3 separate regions of the Homo sapiens genome follow, and regions 1 and 3 are each linked to region 2. A link is a contact called in ENCODE Hi-C or POLR2A ChIA-PET data. All regions are on one chromosome and are shown on one strand. Each heading gives the region's core, a stretch centred on a gene start or an enhancer-like site at or near the end of the contact. The rest is flanking DNA. Distances are from core to core; before and after follow the strand shown. Region 1 holds the start of ABCC10 (ATP binding cassette subfamily C member 10). Region 2 holds the start of BICRAL (BICRA like chromatin remodeling complex associated protein). Region 3 has its middle 3.1 kb from the start of GUCA1B.

Region 1 (2,700 bases), core at 22-2,521, 650 kb after region 2:
CCTGGGCCAGGTAGCAAGACTCTGTTAATTAATTACTAAAGATTGTGAAATGCAAACCTACATCTCTTAGTTTTTAAAAATAGGAAAATTAATTCTTGACGTTGAGGGATATGGGGCTTCTTACTGAGATTAAGTGGGATAACCATAATTGTCATTTGTTTAGCTTTTCTTCTTCAAGCACTGTACACACCTATGTAAAGGCGGATACCAACACCATGCCTGACAAACATAATAAAATAAAGATGCAGAAGTAACCTGCCCAACATCCCTCTGCTAAAAGCATTCAAACCCAGGTCCGTATAATTATAAAGGTTATGTTCTTCCCACTGCTTCCTTAAAAGATTTATTGGAGGACTACCCTAGGCAAAGCACTTGCCCTAAGCACTCTAAATTAATTATTCAACTCTCTCAACAGTACTTTAGTATTGGTATTGTCCCTGTTGTACAAATAAAGAAGTTGAGGCTCGGCCGGGGTGGTGGCTCACGCCTGTAATCCCGGCTCTTCGGAAGGCCAAGGCGGACGGATCACGAGGTCAGGAGATCGAGACCATCCTTGCCAACATGGTGAAACCCCGTCTCTACTAAAAATACGAACAAAAAAATTGGCTGGGCGTGGTTGCGCGCGCCTGTAGTCCCAGCTACTCGGGAGGCTGAGGCAGGAGAATCGCTTTAACCCGGGAGGCGGAGGTTGCAGTGAACCGAGATTGTGCCACTGCACTCCAGCCTGGTGACAGAGCGAGACTCCGTCCCCCCCCCAAAAAAAAGTTGAGGCTCAAAAAAGTTAGGTAACTTGTCCAAGGTCATGCAGCCCTAGAATAATAAGGGAAAACAGTGTGTCCCAAAATGGCATTATTTGTCCGTGGGGCAGGTATGTTTGAATTTCCATCCATCCATCTATCTATCTGAGACTGGGGTCTCGCTATGCTGCTTGGACTGTTCTCGAACTCCTGGGCTCAGGCCATCCTCCTGGGATCTACCGGCGCGCAGAGACTACGGGCGCGCAGGGACTACCGAGGCGCGCAACCGTGCCCGGCTCCCCACCTCTTCAAGAAATGGAGATTGCAATGCTTGTGCCAACTAGTAAGCTTACACAGTTGTGAGCGAATACTCCACGTGAGAGGTTATAAATGACGTTGCACTAAGGGAGGGATGGATCCTTAACGCAAGTCAGGCCACAAAAGCGTACCAAAACGCAACTGTGCGTCTGCACCAGCGCGCCTGCGTGCAAAGGCCAGCCGAAGCAGAGAGCAGTGCACATGCGTGCAGCTACCAGCATATGGGCGTGGCGAATAGCGCCGGCTAGGTCTTCCAACCTCTAGGTGGGGTGCCAGCCGGGGCGGGCCCAGCACCCCGGCCGGGCAGTACTTTTTTTTTTTTTGCATACACCAGTTCTCAGGATATCGGAATCCGGTGCACAGCAGCTTCTTCAGGTTTGAGGTTCCGGATGCCTGGGGGCGGAGAAACGGGAGGGGAAAAACAGATGGCAAGGTGGGTGACCAGCGTCCAGAAATCCACTGGGGAAACCTCCTCCCGTTTTTACCCTTGGTACCGCGAGAATGGGCGGGGTCTGGCTTCGGGGCGGAAGCGACGGGCGGTCCCGGTTCCAGGGCGGGGCTGGAGACAGGGAGACCCGGCTGGGAAGTGCAGGCAAAGCCGGCTGTTACCCTGCACAGCCGTCACCCTCAACTTTCCCTTCAGGTGAGGCGTCCATGGAACGACTTCTGGCCCAGCTGTGCGGCAGCAGCGCAGCGTGGCCGCTCCCGCTGTGGGAGGGGGACACCACAGGCCACTGCTTCACCCAGCTGGTGCTCAGCGCCCTGCCCCACGCGCTCCTCGCCGTGCTCAGTGCCTGTTACTTGGGCACCCCGAGGTGGGTAGAGACGGGCGCAAGGCATCTGTCCATGTGTGCCTGCAGATCTCACCCGCGGCCTACATCTTCCGGCAGTGTCACCAGAATAGCGAGGTCTCTGGAGTAGGGCAGAAGTAGAATAAAATCTAAGCATTGCTACTTAGCAGCAATGTGGCTGTTCTTGGGCAAGTACCTGCCTTCTCTGAGTCTCATTGTTGGGAGGTTTAAATGAGATAATGAATTTAAGCATATAGTGCAGCGCCTGGCATGTTTTTAAAGGTCCGATGAGTATCAGAAATCATCAGAATTGTCCATTTTCAGCTACCCGGACTCAGCTGTCATGAATTGGAGGCAGAATTGGGGGAACAACGTTTTTAGCCAAAAGCGATGATGTGTTTAAGTTGTAGGCTCAGTTTCTCACCACTGCAACCCATGAAACCTTAGTGTTTCCAGATTAAGAAAAGCATACCTAGGCTCAGCTGAAGAGGAAGCAGTAGATAGACAAGAAGAGCAAAATCAAACATTAAGCCTTCCCCAATTAAGGGCTATAAGGTGTGGATGCTAAACTCAACTTGATTTTGTATTTAGTTCTTGTATGGCTAGAGATGACTAAAGTTAGTCTCATTCTGGCTGCCGAGAAGATAGGAGGACGGTGTGGTCTCTGCCTTTGGGAGTTCCTAGTCTGATGGGGGGAAGTGTCTCTATCCAAGAGGTCTTTCTTGCTTTCTCATTAGACTGAGTTCCCAAAAGACTGTGCCAATTTTTAATAGCTGCTCTTCTGAGAAGGCTGTCTATGCTAGGTGATTAAACCCTTCTAGACTTTTGTCTCTGTGTAAGAAACAAATCAGGAT
Region 2 (2,700 bases), core at 90-2,589:
CCAGGCCACGTAATGTTGTTGTTGTTGTTGTTTTGTTTTGTTTTTGTTTGAGTCTTGCTGTGTCGCCCAGGCTAGAGTGCAATGCGCGATCTCCGCTCACTGCAACCTTTGTCTCCCGGGTTCAAGCGATTCTCCTGCCTCAGCCTCCCGAGTAGCTGGGATTACAGGAGCCCACCACCACGCCCAGCTAATTTTTGTATTTTTAGTAGAGACAGGGTTTCACCATGTTGTCCAGACTGGTCTCGAACTGCTGACCTCAGGTGATCCACTCGCCTCGGCCTCCCAAAGTGTTGGAATTACAGGCGTGAGCCACCGCGCCCGGCCTGGGCCACATAATCTAAATACTTTGGATACTAGATAGTTTACAGAGAAGTTTCAACAATTTGAGATTTGAGATTAAAAATAGGTGGTAGTTATACTTGGACCAAAGAATGTTAAAAGATTGACTAGCTCTCTTTTAAGAATGAGGGGGTTATGTAATGAAAATTCCGCAAATATAGAGATAAAAGATATCTACATAAAGAGAAGGCAGTAGAAAATGAATGTTTTGAGAGTGATTTACTCTGCCTCACCTTCCTTTTAGTCACTGAAGTTTTGTTTTCCTTTTTAATGTTCACATACGGGCTTCACAGGTAAGGTTTCAAGAATTTTGGAATGGACAAAGAGTGTTGCAAAGGAAAGCTTAGTACATTTGAAAGTTAGGATGAACCAGTTATTTGCCTAATAACTAAGTTAAAAGTCGTTTTGGTTTTTAAAAAGCATATGCAAAACGTATTCACTGAGGCTTGCTCTAATTAGAGTTCTAAACAAATCTTGTAGGGTTTTTTTTTTTTGTCTTTAATCTCCCCCCTTCCCGTGTCAAGTTAAACTGGGTGGGTGGGTGGGTGTGTGTGTGTGTGTGTGTGTGTGTGGAGAGAGAGCCTGCAAGAGAATTAGCACGCACCTCGTGGATCTTAGTAATTGTTTTAAAGCCAAATAAAACTGTTTCTTGAATAAACCAATACATTTCTGAAGTTGAAAAGAATCCCAAAGGAAACGAATGAACATCCTTGCAGCTTGATTTTCCAAAAAAAAAAAAAAAAATTTTTTAAATTAAAAAAATCCTAATCTCCACATTTTTTGCCAGGCGAGAACCGAAGTTTGGAGGTAGACGAGCAGGCGAGCGGTTTGCCCGGGCGCAGAGCATGAAGGCCGGGCGGGCGCGGGGAGCGGCGCCCCGGCCCGGCGCGGGGGTGAGCGAGAGAGAGAGCGGAGCGCGTGTGGCCGGCGCCGCTCGGCCGGGAGCTCCCGCGCTCCGGCCCCCGGCCCCGCGCCCGCCGCCGCCGCCGCCGCCGCCCCTGTTGCGATGGCGCAGAAACCCCGTTGACAAGGCACTGCTTTTTCATGACGGTGAGTTTCCCTTTGAGTGTATTATAATTTTGTGATAAAAATTTCAAGGAGAAAAAAAAAACACACAACCTCCTTCCTCTGCCTCTTTCCTTCGGGGAGGGGAAAAGCGAGGGAGGGGGGGCTGGAGATCTGTCTCCAGACTGAAAAGAAAGGAGCAAATTAAACACCGAGTTGCCAAAACCAGGATATTAGGTTTCAGCCCAGAGAGCTATTGGCTAAGGCTGTGTTTTTTTTTTTTTTTTGGGGGGGGGTGGGTTTGTGGGTGGGTGATGGTGGTGGTGGGTGGATGTTTAATGGACACGGAGAAAAGGGGAATCGAGTGTTTATGCCTTTCCCAGCGCTGCCGGGGCCCCGGGAAGACCAAGTTCAGTGTCTCGGGCGGGGGCGCAGGCGGGCAGGGGGCGGCGAGGCCGGGCCGGGGGCGCCTCGGCGGGGTGGGGGCCCGGCGCCTTTCTTTTTCCTTTTTTTTCTTTTCCGCGGATGCAAATTTCTGGAGCGGGGAGAGGGAGAGCCCGGGAAGGGGGTGGCGTGGCGGTTGGTGGTGGGGAGGGGAGGGGAGGGAAGCCTTTTAATGACTCATTGATTGAGCCGGTTTAAAATTAGTTGTGTGCGCGAGTGTGAGTGTGTTTTCCGCCCCCCGGAGCCGCCGGGAGCCGGGAAGGAGGGAGCAGGGCTCGGCGAGGGGAAGACGGCGCGGCGGGGCCGCGAGCAGGGGGCAGGGAGGGCCTGGAGTGACGGCGGGCGAGGAAGAAAAATAAGCTTTTCCAATCTCCTCCCCTCTGTTTTCCCCCCCTCGTTTCTTTTCTCTCTCGGAAGCTCTAGGGTGTGAATCACATTTTCTTTCTTCTCGGCAAAATGGACCCCGCGTCTGGGGAGGGGGAGGGGAGAGGGTGGGGAGGGAGGCGGCGGAGACGGGGTTTATTTTTCATCCTGGCTTCCCCATTCCCGCCGCATCTGCGGGCGGCCGCGGCGAGGAGAGCAGGTCCGGGGTGCGGCGGGGAGAGCTCGGGGCAGGCGAGTCGCCCCGGCCCCGTTCCCGCTCCCGCTCCGAGCCCGCGGCGGCGGCGCGCACCTGCCGCGGGACTGCCCCTTCCCAGCCGCCTCGCTGCCTTTTCGAAGCACCGCCGAGGATCCGCGGCCGCGTCCGGCCGAGCCCCCAGCCGCGCGGAGGACCGGCGGCCCAGCCGGGCGTCTCCTGCGAGGCCCGCGCTGTTCGCCGCGCCGGCCAGAAGAGATGTGCGGCTGGGACGGCGCATTTTTGGCCGAGTGCGCGCGGGCGTTATGCTGTTCGCGCCCCCCCGAGTCGCCCCA
Region 3 (2,700 bases), core at 191-2,690, 580 kb before region 2:
TGAAAGCTCTTTTAACTTTCTTGCTATTCCTGAAGGAGAAATGTGATTTCTTCTGTCATCCTTTCAAGTGGTGGTGGGTTTTTCTCCCCCACACACACCTCAAGGTCTAGATAACAGGGCTAGTGTCCTCCTCGCTTCTAACTCTTGCCTCCAAATGGCCTTTTACTTTTTTCTCCCCAAAAAAGGCCAGTCCCTTTGAAGCCACATCTGACTCCTTGCCACTATTTACTTCTCCTCATTACTGTCATTCACTGGTGACTTCCCTGCTTGTCTCAAAGCATCATGTCAGTCATTTCAGTGACTGTGACCTCCAAGTGGATAAACAGCCCATCCCATACACTGGCCTCAAAGGTACTTGATCTCTCTCTCTTTTTTTTTTTTTTTTTTGAAACAGAGTTTTTGCTCTTTTCACCCAGGCTGGAATGCAGTGGTGCGATCTCGGCTCACTGTGAACTCCGCCACCCGGGTTCAAGCGATTCTCCTGCCTCAGCCTCCCTAGTAACTGGAATTACAGGTGCCTGCCACCATGCCCGGCCAATTTTTCTATTTTTAGTAGAGATGGGGTTTCACCATGTTGACCAGGCTGGTTTCGAACTCCTGACCTCAGATGATCTGCTCGCCTTGGCCTCCCAAAGTGCTGGGATTACAGGCATGAGCCACTGCGCCCGGCCCCAGTGAGATGTGTGGGGGTCACACTGCCCTCTTAGTCTCTAATTGCTGGCAACCTGGCATGGTCCCACATGCGTAAGCCACCGGGCCTGGCCTGGTCCTTGATCTCTTTAGTTCCAAAGAGCTTTTCTTCCACCTTACCTAGTACTTCCATTCACTTGTGGTCCCTGAGCCACAAGTGCAGCATCTGGGAGCTTGCTAGAAATGCAATGTCTCAGGCCCCACCTCAGACCTGCTGAATCAGGAACTGTGGGCTGGGGCCAGGAGTCTGTGTTTTAACAAGCCCTCCAGGTGCTTCCAATGCGTACTGAAGTTTGAGGATCACCACCCTAGGCCTTGCTGTCACCAATCTCTACTACCTCTGAAACATTCAAACGCTGCCGTCTGTTATCAGCACCCCACCCCTTCCATCTGTTACTGTAATACCTTCACTCCAATAATTCACTAATCTCATTGCGACTTCCAACCTGCTGATCTGTTTTTAACATCTGTCATCTTGCTCATCTCCTCACTCTCCTCCTTATCTTCATTCCATGGCCCAGCATTCTCTCCATTTTGACTTTTGTGCCCCTCTCTCCTCCTAACGCCTCACTTGGCCTGGCCCTGGTTAAGGCTGTTCACTAACTATGCAGTAACACTTTGCCTACAGTGGGGAGCCTGGACATCATTGGAGGACATCATAAATCATGCTGGCTGTACGCACTTCAGATCATGCCAGACAATCATACTACATACTCTTCCTGCCGAATTCCCTCTCCCCCTCTCTGAGATGACTATTCCACAGCGCTTCCTGCCCTCAAACCTTCCACTCACTCCCACACTGTTGCACACTTCACAGAGACAGATGAGGCAGTGACTCATCTTCCCACCAGTGTTTACCAACTTCTCTGTATCTGTGCCCATGTCCTCTGCCCCCTTCCGGTCTCAGTGGAAGCAGCGTGCCCTTCCCCTTGTCCCCGTCAACACCGCCACTTGTTTCCTAGATCACATCTCTCTTTACCTACTCGAAAGCTTCCTTCCCGCAGTTACTCCCTTTCTCTTCTGCAGCCTCCACTCATCCCTCTCTAATGGATCATTCCCGTCAGCATTCAGGTGTGCTGTAATATTGCCTTTATTAAAACAAGACAAAAATCCTTCCTTGACCCCACATTCAGGGCTACATTATGACATTCACGGGCCCCACACGTTTTTGCCTTCATGGGTCATAATACAAATACTGAAAAAATATTAAATAAGTAAATATTAATAATTATCACTGGTATAAAAAAGAACATAATCTAGACTCGGTGTTTCTTTTAAATTATGATTTTATTTTATTATTATTATTATTATTATTTTGAGACGAAGTCTCGCTCTGTCACCCAGGCTGGAGTGCAATGGCACGATCTCGGCTCACTGCAACCTCTGCCCCACCGGGTTCAAGTGATTCTCCTGCCTCAGCCTCCCAAGTAGCTGGGATTACAGGCGTACGCCACCATGCCTGGCTTATTTTCTATTTTTAGTAGAGACAGGGTTTCACCATGTTGGTCAGGCTGGTCTTGAACTCCTGACCTCAAGTGATCCACCCACTTTGGCCTCCTAAAGTACTGGGATTACAGGCATGAGCCACCGCTCCCGGCTCCGATTTTATTTTAATTAACTAATTTATTTATCCTGAGACAGGGTCTCTGTTGCCCAGGCTGGAGTGCACTGGTGCTATCAGGGCTCGCTACAGCCTCGACCTCCTGGGCTCAAGCAATCCTCCCGCCTCAGCCTCCTGAGTATCTAGGACTACAGTTGTGCGCCACCATGCTTGGTTAATTTTTTGATATTTAGTAGAGACAAGGTCTCACTATGTTTCCCAGTCTTGAACTCCTGGGTTCAAGTGATCCTCTTGCCTTGGCCTCCCAACTGCTGGGATTATAGGCATGAGCCACCACACTTGGCCTTTATTTTGGTTTTAAAAGAAATTTAAAATATTGGGCCCTAGGCACTGTGCCTACTGGGTAAACTGACCTGCCCACATCCCCTGCCCAGCTATTGTCCTAAATT

What was found. A loop is a pair of places that touch in the nucleus more often than their neighbours do. ChIA-PET counts read pairs that join two places held with the same protein, here RNA polymerase II (POLR2A). Pooled maps may share reads with other maps.
Region 1: a pooled map shows a loop between it and region 2 (4-fold over the local background). The contact joins the promoter of ABCC10 here to the promoter of BICRAL in region 2. A Hi-C loop is called at or near these places in 1 of 168 maps with a recorded cell type or tissue (CD4-positive, alpha-beta T cell) and 8 of 50 pooled maps. POLR2A ChIA-PET finds 5 or more read pairs at or near these places in 1 of 52 experiments (WTC11).
Region 3: POLR2A ChIA-PET joins it to region 2 with 10 read pairs in endothelial cell of umbilical vein. The contact joins the enhancer-like site here to the promoter of BICRAL in region 2. POLR2A ChIA-PET finds 5 or more read pairs at or near these places in 4 of 52 experiments (H1, WTC11, activated T-cell and 1 more).

What each region holds. Positions count from the first base shown.
Region 1 is chr6:43,426,270-43,428,969 of GRCh38, forward strand. It overlaps ABCC10 (ATP binding cassette subfamily C member 10), which reads left to right and starts at 1,272. Exons shown (of 22, transcript NM_001198934.2): 1 at 1,272-1,488; 2 at 1,699-1,870. The coding sequence starts at 1,710. RefSeq lists an enhancer at 1,849-1,918.
Region 2 is chr6:42,780,713-42,783,412 of GRCh38, forward strand. BICRAL (BICRA like chromatin remodeling complex associated protein) reads left to right here and starts at 1,340. Exons shown (of 13, transcript NM_001393499.1): 1 at 1,340-1,389. RefSeq lists enhancers at 2,149-2,700, 2,695-2,700 and a silencer at 2,275-2,614.
Region 3 is chr6:42,196,676-42,199,375 of GRCh38, forward strand. No RefSeq gene overlaps it. Among named protein-coding and RNA genes, the nearest start is that of GUCA1B, 3.1 kb to the left of the region's middle. RefSeq lists cis regulatory regions at 772-1,724, 2,595-2,700. Within about 2 kb of position 1,441, at least 4 of the 41 ENCODE cell types and tissues checked have a DNase peak (open chromatin) inside an H3K27ac peak, as active enhancers do.